Regions from separate parts of the Homo sapiens genome. Here regions 1 and 3 are each linked to region 2. The links are chromatin contacts, found by Hi-C or POLR2A ChIA-PET in ENCODE. All regions are on one chromosome and are shown on one strand. The core of a region is the stretch at or near the end of the contact, and the rest is flanking DNA. Distances in the headings are between cores, read along the strand shown.

Region 1 (4,504 bases), core at 1,254-3,753, 190 kb after region 2:
AAGACCAGTAGAGTGACCTGCATTTGGAGGTAAAAATGTTCTTCATGATTCTAAGGCAGCAGCAGCTGATAGTGACTAAAACAAGCCCCACAAAATGTTATCTTTCCCTCCCACCACAGCAGCTGAAGATAGCAGTATATGTTCCTCAGGCTGAAACTGCCCAGATGTTTTATGAAAAAGGACTCACCAGAAGCCAACCTGGAGCATCTTTCTGATGAGTTTCCTTGAACACGAGAGCAGCAGGTAAGAAATATCTTATACCATTCTGTCCCTGGCAGAACTTGTGTTAAGTCATGGACTACTAGTAGGCGTAGGTGAGACAGGAAGGGGAATGCATCCTTACAGTTTTGATCTAGAATCTTTTCTAAAAGTGTTCCTGATCCTTTTCATTTTTATCCCAGGAAGACTGGGCCACTCCAGCATCTGACCCTCCCTGTGCCCTGGAGCACCTATCATAGGTACCCCCGCCTAAGCCATTGTCTGTCTCTCTTCTTAATGTTTAGTCTTGCAGATGTTTGGGTGTTTGTTACTATCATGTCTGTTCAGTTGAACTTTTATTTGCTAAAATGTATTGTGCAATGGCAAGCAGAATTAGTCTCATTAAATAATAGAATCAAAGAACCTAGAGATAGAAAGGAAATTTAATAGATCATCTGGTTCAGATCTCTAACTACAAGCAATTGATGCAACCTTAGTTGTAAGGAAGAAACAGCTGAGCCCAGGAAATTATGTGACTTACCCAAGGCTAAACTGCCAGCAACTGAAAAAAGAAGAACTAAAATTCAGGTCTCCTGCCTCCTAATGCAGAGCCAAGCTGGGTCTGTATCCTCAATTGATTTCAGCACACATGACCACAGATGAATCTTCAAGCACATTTTCAACAGGATTTAGCAACATGGACTAAATCCTCTGCATCTATACCAACACTCTTTCTTGGGATTAATGAATATTGAGAAACATCATTGAGGTGTGGCTTTCCAACTTTACAATATTATATTAGTGAATATCTCTAAGTAGAATTCTATGTAGACTTATAAATAACTCTCTTCTTACTGGATAGCAAAACTCCTTAGGAGTAGAAATGGAACATAACACACTTCGATATTGTCTAAAACTTAATCATATAGAGTCAATTTGTATTTATTGAGTACTTCCTATGTGATATGCTGTGGGAAATGCCAATAAATTAAACCCTTTATCCCCAAGATAATTTCTAACCTAAATAAGAGAAAGCAACATAAAATGTAATAAAATAAGTGAATTTTAAATAGTCCAAAAGAAGAAACGTAACAATGGAGGGACACATTTTGCCAGGAAATGACTGTTACTGCGGAGAGGTGCTCTAGAAGTTTAGAGGTAAGGAAGGCATGAGCTGAGGACACCAGGAAGGAAGGGGATTCTTCAAGGAGAGGTAAGTATTGACTAGATAGGGAGAGAGAGGAGACATTTAAGGTCAGAGCAATGTAAACAGAAGTATGGAAGTGGGAATTGGAAGTGTGGTCAGGGAATTCACGGAAGTCAGAAACTGGTAAGAGATAAGTCTTTAAATAACATTTCAGGTGAAATGGGAAGATCCTAGAATGTCAAACTAAATTTTTTCACTTTCTTTTTATGTCTTGCAAGAACAATGGTATTAACAAGGGCCTAAGTTGATTCATACACACTCCCAGAATATACAGGAGAGCTGGAATAGCAGACAGCTAGGACACACATGCAGTCTTCAGGAAGGCCCAGGGAAGAAACGAATACTAGCAGAGAGTACGAATTTAATTAATAGCTCATGAATGACAAATCCAGATACACTGAAGGGCAAAGAAATCCTCTCAAGCAATAAGCAATGCATCTTACTCACCCTTATAGCACATTTACCATTTACAAATTCTTATACTGCCTATCTGAGATTTTATTCTGTTATTTCCTTTTAGAAATGATCTCAACTAGTGTACTAGAAAGCCCCTGGACCAGGCCTCAACAGGGTCTGATTTTCAGGGCTTGTCCTCATTTGCTTCAGTGTGTGACTTTTGCCCCCATCATTACTCACTCCCCCAGCTCTGTGAAGGCCCTGAATTGTGATGGGAGAAGGGAACTTTTGGACCGGGCAGATCCTGTGATGAATGCCCTCAGGGTCTCAGCCACACATCTGTGGATTTGCAAATCATTCATAGGCTGATCAATTTCCTCATCTACACATGAAGATGGCAGCCTGGTCAGAAGGAACAGAAGGGGAGACCTGCTACTCCCTAATGGACAGGAATAGGGCCTCTCCCAGCCACTCCCCAAAAAAGCTGATTAATCTTTAAAATTTCTCAGGGACACCGTGCAATTCAAAGGCCACAGTCCCCTTGATGGAACACTGAAAGAGGGTTTTTGTTTTCCACAAAAAGGGAAATTGAGGTTTTTGTGGTGAAAGAGAAGGATGTAAAATCAGCCACGTAGTGGTTTATTCACAGCCTGACCCCTCCCCAAACCCACAGGGATACTGGAGCTGCGACTCATCTCTTCTCATGAGTCATGTGGACTTGCATGGGCCTGGTGGAGTTAGGAAAGAAAACACCAGACTCCACAGTGTGCACAAGCATTTGGGGACAGAGATGTGATCCAAAGATGGAGAGATACAGTTCCTTGACTTTAATGTGGAGAGACAGGCCGGAAGACAGGACTGTCCAGATCTAATAGAACCGACAGGTCGTCTCTCAAAGGGCCAGAGAGTGGCTATCACATTTGGGGCTTGTTATTTGAGCCGTCAGAGCCGACTTTTCCACTGACATCCCCAACTTCCAAATTAATTATTTACTTACCAGAGATTCAGCTTGGCCATGTCAGACAGAAATAACAGGGGGTGTTGTGTAGCTCAGATGAGCTGGCATTCAAACAGTAAAAGAGGACATCACTCAGACCACATGCCCCTCTCTGGTTCAGAGGGAGCCACTTGTGAGATTTAGAGGTCTCTAAGATCCCTACACCTTCCCTCATCTAGGTCTGGAGCTAGAAAGAGATTGCTGTGCTGATCCCAGGACTTCTTGTGGGAGTTGTTTTTCTGATTATTTTTTTTTTCCTGGCCCAAACCAGAATCCTGAGGGAGAATTTATTCTCTGACTCTGGTTTTTGAGAGTTTGAAATCCTAAGTGAAAGGTGCGAGCTGCCGGTAGGGCCAGGGCAGGAGGGGCTCAGCCATCACTGTAAGCTCTGTTTGCCGCAGAAGGACAGGTGTTGAGTTACACACTTGGGGAATGTGAGCGCCAGGAAGGGACCTGGTGGGTGCCAGCCAAAGTAGCGAGGTCAATACCTCCTTCTGTACTGGTTCTTCCTGGAGACCAAAAAAACAAACCATCCCTTGGCTTCAGGTTCCTGAAAAGACCTGAACTGTTCTTGTTTACTGTTCTAAGGGGCTGCATAGCACTTCTTTTTAGAGTAATTTATTTCATTGACTTCAAGACCTCAGAAAGGCAGCAGTATATGCATTGAGGGCTAAATAGGGCATGTTTACAGAGCACTTATTCTCGGCAGAAGGGTCTAAATAAATGCAACATACAATATGGCTGCTCCTGTCCATTGCAAGGGTGAGAAATAGCACTAACGTCTTGTTTTGACTAACGTCTTCACTTATATATCCGTCGGGACACAGGCTTTGGGTTTCCTCCTTTACTGGATGTCTGCTCAGCACAGCAAGTTCCCGGAGCTAGGAATTTTTGATCGTACATGCAGAAGACATCAGGGGTTTAGGGCGTCTGCAGTCAAGTCGTAGCATGTTAAAGAAAATACAATTGCATAGCCCTGCTCAGCTTCAAGGAGCAGTAAGCTAAATTCCAAGAATATCATATTTAGTCACAAAGTTCAACCAATTCAGGACTCATAACGAGGGTATGTGATCGTCTATCTGAGTGGTAATCAACTTTCTTAGGTCAGCTTCTATTTTAAATCCTTCATGCAAAGAGTCCAGCATATTTGCATACTCACACAGACACATTGCTCATCAAATAGAACTAGACAGCCTCAACACAAAAACTGAGAACATGCACCTCACACACACCAGCCACTGGGTATTTCATAATAAAGAAAAATGGGATCAAACAAGGCATTAGGAAGAGAAAAACAGGTTCAGCCAGATGCTATGGAAATCCTGATTCTTATCAGGGCAAACAATCAGAATTACTATGATGCTTCTTAGGGAGAGTCTACTCTGAACAGACACAGAATATTGAGAATATTGTATTTCATACTGTCTTCACGTGGACCAGGCAATTAGAATTATGCCCGTTTGATAGATGAGGAAAGTCAGGTTGAGAGAGCACGTGTTTGTCGGGTGGCAGAAACAGGAACTAGACCAATGTCTGTTTAATTGCAGTCAGTCACTCAACTTCAGGTTATGGAGCATATAAGGATATGTGTGTGTGTGTGCGTGCGCGTGTGTGTGTGTGTGTGTGTGTAAAGAACCATTTTCCTCCCTTCTAAAATCAGAATAATTCCATTAGCCCCAGGGTCTAGTAGAATAAAATATAAAACT
Region 2 (3,986 bases), core at 975-3,474:
CTTTTGTAAATATATGAAATCTTAGTTGTGAAGGACGTTGGAGACCCTATTTTACAGATGAAGAGATCAAGTCTTAAAAGACTAATGGATTGCTTAAACTCAAATGGATAATCAGGGCCAGAACTTGAGCCACAGTCTCCTGTCTCCAATCTCAAGCTACCCCTCCTACTTTCCCTGACAGTAGCCCTTCCATCAGGAGACATGTGAAAAGCACCCTCATAAAGCCTCTGGGCACCCGGCAAGCCCATACACTTTGCTGAATCTTTCTTACCTATAGAACCTCTCCCAATAGCTCTGGATTCTTGAACCGACCTCCAAGGAAAGACTGACCTGAACCTGAAGCTTTTGCTTAGCTTGATGGCTTGACTATCTCCTGCAGAATTTCTTTTTGTTGTTGTTGTTGTTGTTGTTGTTTGTTTGTTTGTTTGTTTTTAAATCAGTTCCTTGAGCATTTCTGGTTAGACAGCTTGGTGTGGATGATTTTGGTTGCTTCTTAAGCAGGCCCCTTCTCAGACACCTGCCCTTCTAATCACTGCCCTATTGGCAGTTGCTCTGAGGACCTCTTTCCTTGATCCACTAGCTTAACCATGTTTTGGGATAGGCACTTCTGGGAATGGCATTCAGAAATTCCCTGAATCCAAGAAGAGATGGGGCACGAGGAAGCTGGGAGGGCCCCTGAGGGACCACTGTGTCATGCCACGAGGACACTGCATCCCCAGTCAGGGAAACATCTTTCTGCGGCACTTCCTGATGATGCAGCACTAACCATCAGACAAAATCATGCAGGGAAAAGCTTTCTTCTGTGGCCTTATGGAAGCTTTAGATGTATTAGGCCTTTTTTCTCCCAGCCTTTGATAATTATGCACCAGGCATAAGGCTTTTAAGACAAAGGCATGTTGCAGCTGCAGGTCAACAGAAACCACCTTCCATAATATCGACACTTCGGCCAGGAACAGTGGCTCACACCTGTAATCTCAGCACTTTTGGAAGCCAAGGTGGGGCGATCACTTGAACCCAGAGTTCAAGGCTGCAGTGAGCTATGACAATGCCACTGCATTCTGGCCTGGGTGACAGAGTGAGACCCCCCTCTCAAACACAAATAAAAATAAATAAAATGTAATATCTACATTCAGAATCATGCCTCAGCCTTGCCTTACCCTCACTGTAATGTCCCCAACAACTTCCCCCTTCCCAGCTGAGGGTCTTAATTTTATTTGCTCTTTATTTAATGTATCTGCTTTTTACTTTTCACTCACCTCTTAATTAGTGGCATGACCTTGGGCAAGTAACCTAACCTCTCTGGGTATCACTCCTTCTTTCTATAATAAAGAATTGATCACCCGGCTTCTCCAGGTTGCCCTGAAGTCCTAATGGATGTGAAAACATTTTGGAAACCAAAAAAAACTATATAAATGGAGGTTATTGCTGTTGTTTGTTATTGCTTGGTTGAGAGAACTCTTCTAATGATTTGGGAAAGGCAAGAATGCTGAATGTACTCCCTGTAAAATCAGCATGAGATGCTGGGATAAATTAGGATAATGTTTAGTATAATCTTTAAAATCATATTATTTCTACAGACTTTCTAAGGACTCCTGAAAACTCACTACCTTCCTTTCCTGTCTCAGCTGAAAAGGAGGGTTTGGGAGAAAGGAAGGAGAACAGAAAACAAAAACAACAGCCCTCCCCATTCTGGCAGTAAACTTCTAGCTCCAAAAGCAGGTTTTATTTAGTGTGCTATAAAAATAGTCATTTCTCCCATCATAAAAGTAGCCTGACTATCCAGCCTGGTTTTTCTGCAGTGAGTCTGTGAGTTGAGTGGGTCCCAGCTCTGGTGCAGGCTACAGCCTGTCCTCTCTTCTTGGATCCAATCTCCTTCCCTTGCAGCCCTGTATTTATACGGGGAAATGAAAGGAGGTTCTTAAGTATTTTATTATGTGTGAATTTTCAGGGTGAAAAAAAAACATACATTTTTGGAGATGGAACTAAGATTTAGTTGTCTCTTAGCTTTATGGTTACTGCCTCATGGGTATGTACCCAACAGCTTGAGCGCTGTGGTTTAAAAAAAAAAAAAAATCCAGGCAGAACTGTAGCAACTTTCCCAGCCATTAAACGAGCCCTGGAAAATTTAGCTCATTCTCGTGAAAAAAAAAAAAAAAAAAAAAAAAAAAACTCACACAGGATCAAGAAGGAAAAAGAGCATGGTTGGAACATGGAGAGAGGCTGCCTAAGCTGGACACGCCTATCCTGAACTGCCGTCCTGCTCTGCTCTCCCTGATCTTGAAAAGTGACTATGCTCTTCTGAACCATCTGGGAACACATTTGATGCCACATAGGAGGTGATTTGCTAATGGGGTATCTAGCTTAATCAGTTATCCCCAAGGTTGAGGGTGGGGGATGAGCAATGTACTTTGGTTTGGGAGTCTATTTGTTACTAAATAATCAGGTGAGTTGGCATGGAAACAACCCTAGGGTCTATGGTGTATTTCTAGATTTCTTCTGAATAAACCCATCCTCTGCCATATTAGCAAATTTGACTCCTAGAATGCAAAGGCAACTCAAAGCACAGGGGGCATGGTAGGAAAAGCATATTAACAAACCTGGTTTCTAGTGCATTCACTGTTCCTCTGAACCTCAGTTTCCCCATTAATATAATAAATAATAAAGTGGCTAATATGATAAAGGGTATACACAGTTCTACTCAGCTGTACCATTATAAATACTAAAATGCAACTATTCTTAATTTTGGATTAAAGATGGAGTAAAAACTTCACTCTTCAAAGCTCTAAATACAGTACAGGTCATTTTCCCTCTCTAGCCATTTCTTCTAGAGCTCCCCTGCACTGACTCTACACCAAGCCCTAGGCTGTGGATGACATCTGACTCACTGATCCCAGAGCCTGTTTATCAGAGGGAAGGACAGAGTGACAGGAGCCTGGGGAACTAGAATCACAAAAGTGCCTAACCCCCAACCTGGCATCATTTATTAACTAGATGGCAGTTGCCCTCTTAGTGCAAGCTGAACGGAAGCCACAGTCTCAAGGGTCCCACATCTACAACTGGGCCATCTTGATGTTTTCCTGTTTGTGTCTGTCTACAGCCAAATAAAAAGATGACTGTAGGGATTTTTCTGAAAAGCAGAAAATTTGGCAAGAGAAGGAAAAAAAAACGGACTGGAGTGTGGGTCTCCCTGGCAGCCATGGGACTTCTGCAAATGCACCTCAACACCTCATTCTCTTTACCCTTAAGCAACCACCATGCTGGCTCATTTTCTCATGGGCATCTGCTATCTTGTGTCTTCTAGACTGCACACACTCCTCCAGGTAGCATTAGGGCACTGTCAGGAGGAATATTATGAAAGTTGTGGGTTTCAATGTACTGCATAGCTCATTTTCCATAACAACCAATTCTCAAAGCTTTGACCAGTCATAAGGGGAGGTTAAGTAATCAATCATGTCCATAGATGGAAGAGAAGCAAAGTGTATCAAGATAACTGTTTAATGTTCAATGCTGAAGCTTCCATGCTCAGTGGTGTATTAACTGCTTAATTCTACTTAATTTTTCCCCCAAATGGAATAACCCTGACTTTTCAGCTGGCTCATAAATGCATACTCTTGGCCATGGAGATAATTAATTTAAAGAACATGGCTGGCATAGGACAAATTTTTCCCAAGTAAATGGCCAAATGCTTGTGAATCAATGCTCTACAAAGACTCAACAACATCAGGAGACTTGCCTGCTTATCCAGGCAATACAATGTTAGATCTCTGGGTGATTCTGGACATGTCTAAACTCCCTGACTTCAGTTTGTTCATTAGTTAAATGGAAATTCTGTCCCCTGCCTATGGAATACTCAGTCATGTTGCTCAGGAGGAAAGGAGTTAAAGTTACACAAATGGAATTGAGCTGAATGAAACTCACACCTTTTATGCAAGGGAAGTTCCATGTTCTTCAAATGCCCAGAAGGTCATATTTTTTTGACCCTCAGT
Region 3 (4,282 bases), core at 1,194-3,693, 180 kb before region 2:
CAAGAAAATCCTGACAGAGGAGATTTTTTATTCACTTTCTTGACTTATTTACAAAGATCTCCTCCTCCCTGTGTTTGTGGTTGTCTGACGGGCATACTGTGTTCGCCAAGTTGTTCTGATGATCTTGCGGTGTTAAGTGCCAATGGTGAAGGAGAATATTCTGCTCTGAAAAATCAGTAGCTGAGCCAATCAACTTGGACTCTCAGTGGCCTCAATACTTTGGGACAGAAGTATTTCAGTAAGTTGATCCTTTAGCATCCTAGTCAATTGATGACACTTCCATCTATTTAAAACATAAACTCACTTTATCTGGAAAATTATCTCATTAGCTATTTAAATTAGTTAAGTTAAATTTCTGGCTATGTGCCACTCATTCATTCATTCATTCAACAAAGATGAATTGAATTCTGCTAAGAGTCAGGCCTTGTTATAGGAACTGTAGCAGTGAATAGAACAAACAAGTTAGTAAAAGCCCCTGCCCTTATAGAGTTTATGTTCTATGAGAAGCAGATGAGGAATGAATCACACAATTTAAAAATTATGTAATATATTAAAAGACTTTAAGTGCTAGAGTGAAAAATAAAGTGGGAAGAGAATAGGAGTGGCTTGGGCAGAGACTTCTAGTTTTTAAAGGCAGTGCTGTAAAAGTCAGCAAGATGGGGTGTGCTTGGCATCTTATTGGCACAAGGATGCCAGTGTGGTTAAGAAGTGAGCAGGAGAAAGCATTGTTAGAGGTGAGATCAAAGAGGTGATGGGGTCAATGGTATAGGACTTGTGGGTCTTTCTAAATGAACTTTGAGTTTTACTCTGAGTAAAATAAAGGCACTGGAGGGTTTTGGATAAAGAAATGGCATAATTTGATTTATGTTTTAACAGAATCATGCTGTTGAAGCTAGAATGAAGAGTCCAAGGTTAGGAGTAGGAGAAGTTAAGAGAGCTCTACCATAATGTAGGCACGAGATGAAGGGATTTTAGTGGTTTAGGTGAGACGGTAGCAGTGCAGGTAGTCAGAAGTGGTCATCTAAGCCAAAAGTTGCTGATGGATAGGATGTGGGGTAAGAGAAAGTGAGGAGTCAGTGATGACACTGAGGTATTTGGCATGAATCAGTACCAGAATGGTGCTATCACTAATCAAGACAGAGAGAACTGCAGAGGAGTCAGTTTTTGGGGAAAGGTCAGAGCTCAGTTTTTGACATATCAGTACCTTTCTGGTGGATCCAGTGCTGTGTGAGAAGGAGTCCTTGCAAGAGCCTCAGCCAAGGGTTCCAAACTATGAATAAGTAGTTATTCAGTGAGTCAGTCTATCTATCAGAAAATATTTGTTGCGCACTTACTGCATTCCAGGCAGTGTTCCAGGCTCTTAGGCTACAATAGTGACTAAGTCAAACCAATCCTCTTTTGTTATGGGCTTACCTTTTTGTGAAGGGATACAGAGGTAAAAGGTAGATGGTAAAAGATAAGATGGATGATAAAAAATAAGAATCTAGACCTTTATTCTCCTTATGTTAGTCAGCTATCCTTTGGTTATGAGCACTAGAAGACGGATGGATGGATGGATGGATGAATATAGATGAGTAGATGGGTAAGTGGATAAAGATATAATATGATATAATATGATAGATATACATGAGATGATTTCAGAAAGTGCTAAGTCCTATGAAGAAAATGAAACAGAACGAAAATAAATACATTTTAAGAAGAAGGACCCATTGTGGAAGCTGCTTTAGGCAGGGTGGCCAGGAAAGAATTATCTTAGAAACTGATACACAAACTGAGATCTAAATGACAAGGAACAGCCAGCTACAGCGAGATCTGGGAGAAAATATTCTAAGTTTAAAAGAGACGAAATCAAAGTCCTGAGCTGATGGTGTCCTTTGTGTGTCCAGGGCACAGAAGGAAGGCCAGTGAGGCTGGAGTGTGGTGAATATGGGACAGAGTGGTAGGAGGATTGGAAGAAGATACAGCGAAATAGGTAGGCAAGCGTCAGATCAGGTAGGACCTTCAGGCTGCAGGAGAAGTTTAGATTTTATTACAAATGTAAAGATAAATCACAGGAGGGATATCAACAGGAGGGTTTCCTAAGCTGATTTGTATTTTTGAAGATCTCTCCCATAGCTTTGTGAAGACTGGCCATATAATGAAACAACAGAGAGAAGAGAGGAACTGCTGGGCGGCTGTTGAAGTGGGTTGTAGCACTGAGATAACAGTTGTGGGATTTGGCAGCATATACTAGAGCCACTCTAGCCAATACAGTAGCTACGAGAGTGCCACATGTGACTCTTTCTATTTACATTTATGTTAATTAAAAATAAATTAAATTTTCAGTTTCTTAGTCACACTAGTCACATTGCAAGTGCTCCACAGCCACATGTGACTTGTGGCTTTTGTGTTGGACAGATATAGAACATTTTTGTCATCACAGGAAGTTCTACTGGGCAGTGCTGCTGCAGTGGTAAAGCCACAATGTCTCCATACCAACTAGCTGGAACAGCTGTAGATAAAGACAATGCAAGATTTTCACATCAGATAGATCATCAGGAAAGCAGAAACAGACCAAATGCTTCAGATTTTTTTTTAATCTAAAACAGGCAAAAGTTGATGTTGGTTTGATATCTTTCTTCTCCTATTTCTGTAAGATTATTGGATTATCACAGACTGGTGCTTTCTGACCTCCACAGTCCATATTCCTTCTGTATCTAGCCTTTTATCCTGATAAATTCCTAGTAAGAACCTAGACCTTTATTCTCCTTAGTCAGCTATCCTTTGGTTATGAGCACTAAAAGTCTATTCAAACTAGTTTAAATATTAGAAAGAAGTTATACATGTAAATATATAACTCATAGAACCCAATGGCTACATAATGGGGTATCATAGGACCTGCAGAGTTGGGAGATACTAAGAATTTCTCATCTCTGCTTCATTTTTCTGTCACAGATGAGCTTCTCTACTCGTGCACTCATCACGTAAATCAGAGCAGTACCCAAAAGTGGCCACACCCTTTGAATCTATATAGGTTTCTAGTTAAAGCACTGACACTCATTAATTTAATCTACTTAATCTAGGAGTTCCTTTTTAATTCTGAAAAGAGACATGGATTTCCTGAGCTTCATCTGGTGTAGTTAGCCATGGCATGGCTTGGGGAGCTTCTGGTACTTGGGGTTACATTTCAAAGAGGAGGTTCTCTAGAAGGTGGTGTGAATGAAGAAGAAACAGCAGTAAAGAAATGACTGCCATTTTTGCCAGTGTCCTGTTCTTACTCAGTATTCATGGAACCTAGTGAAGATTATACCAAAGCTACAACAGGCCAGACAGGCACCTATTAGTTATACATGTATTTAGCAATAAGCTTGGCATTCTAGAAGACATGAGTCCTATGCTGTAGGTATTTACTAATTGCTAGACATTCCTTAAGCAGAATCCTTACCTTCAGAGGAAGGAACCAAAAGGAATAAATCAGGCAATCAACCTTTGACTAGTGTTATTACAAGTAAAGGGAAAAGACTCAGAAAACTGGTAATTTCACAAAAGTATTGAGGGAGATAGATGTTCTTGTATCCATGACTACTCAGGCCTTCTCTGGTTTCATCCCTAATTCCTTGCTCTGAATTCAGATGGCTTCTTGCCATCTGACAAGATCACCTATGGTAACTTCTTGGTGGATGCTCATAACTAGAAGCTTGAAGACACAGGCTGTGGTTTCTTCATCCTTTATCCAAAGCACAGTTTCTGGCATAGTAGATGTCCCATAGATGTTAAATGCATGGGTGGATGGATGGATAATGATTAAAGCCTCAGTTGAAAAGTTTGGCATTCTTATGAATTCTGCTTAGTCCCCCTGGAGAGGCCAGATCCTCTTCTTCATCCACATCTTTATCCTTTTTTACCAGTCTTTTTCAAGAGCAGGGAATTTGTATTGGTATTGAGGACTTTGACATTTGTATTACATGGGAAAAGCAAAAGACTAACAAGGGGATCATGTTCACATTAGCCTGAGGGACTGAGTAGTTTTCAGTATTCAAGCTAAAACAAAACACCTTTCTCTAAGGGTGTAAATGCAGCTTTAATTTCAAAAATGTGCTTTTTCTTAGAGGCAGAGGGAGTTAAATAGTTCATAACAAAAGGTGAGGATTCCTGGTATTGAGTTCTAACGGTAATGACCATTACACAGGTTTTTGATTTGTGCTGGATTGTTGCTGAGCATTAAGGACATCCTACCAAAGTCCAGGAAACTGCTAATTAATCCTGCAGGAGACTGCAAAGACACACTTGCCATTCATCCAGC

Evidence for each region. Hi-C counts contacts between places; a loop is a spot of excess contacts on that map. ChIA-PET counts read pairs that join two places held with the same protein, here RNA polymerase II (POLR2A). Pooled maps may share reads with other maps.
Region 1: a loop to region 2 is called in a pooled map, with 1.8 times the contacts of the local background. The contact joins two enhancer-like sites. A Hi-C loop is called at or near these places in 1 of 37 single-sample maps with no recorded cell type and 2 of 50 pooled maps. POLR2A ChIA-PET finds 5 or more read pairs at or near these places in 4 of 52 experiments (BJ, T-cell, activated CD4-positive, alpha-beta T cell and 1 more).
Region 3: POLR2A ChIA-PET joins it to region 2 with 12 read pairs in PC-3. The contact joins two enhancer-like sites. A Hi-C loop is called at or near these places in 1 of 168 maps with a recorded cell type or tissue (GM12878), 9 of 37 single-sample maps with no recorded cell type and 2 of 50 pooled maps. POLR2A ChIA-PET finds 5 or more read pairs at or near these places in 1 of 52 experiments (PC-3).

Annotation. Positions count from the first base shown.
Region 1 is chr18:44,731,555-44,736,058 of GRCh38, reverse strand. All of the region lies in intron 2 of SETBP1 (SET binding protein 1), which reads right to left. Among named protein-coding and RNA genes, the nearest start is that of SETBP1, 53 kb to the right of the region's middle. RefSeq lists an enhancer at 1,647-2,846. Within about 2 kb of position 2,503, at least 11 of the 41 ENCODE cell types and tissues checked have a DNase peak (open chromatin) inside an H3K27ac peak, as active enhancers do.
Region 2 is chr18:44,923,191-44,927,176 of GRCh38, reverse strand. All of the region lies in intron 3 of SETBP1 (SET binding protein 1), which reads right to left. Among named protein-coding and RNA genes, the nearest start is that of MIR4319, 45 kb to the left of the region's middle. Within about 2 kb of position 2,224, at least 2 of the 41 ENCODE cell types and tissues checked have a DNase peak (open chromatin) inside an H3K27ac peak, as active enhancers do.
Region 3 is chr18:45,104,617-45,108,898 of GRCh38, reverse strand. All of the region lies in intron 3 of LOC105372091 (a long non-coding RNA gene), which reads left to right. Among named protein-coding and RNA genes, the nearest start is that of MIR4319, 140 kb to the right of the region's middle. Within about 2 kb of position 2,443, at least 4 of the 41 ENCODE cell types and tissues checked have a DNase peak (open chromatin) inside an H3K27ac peak, as active enhancers do.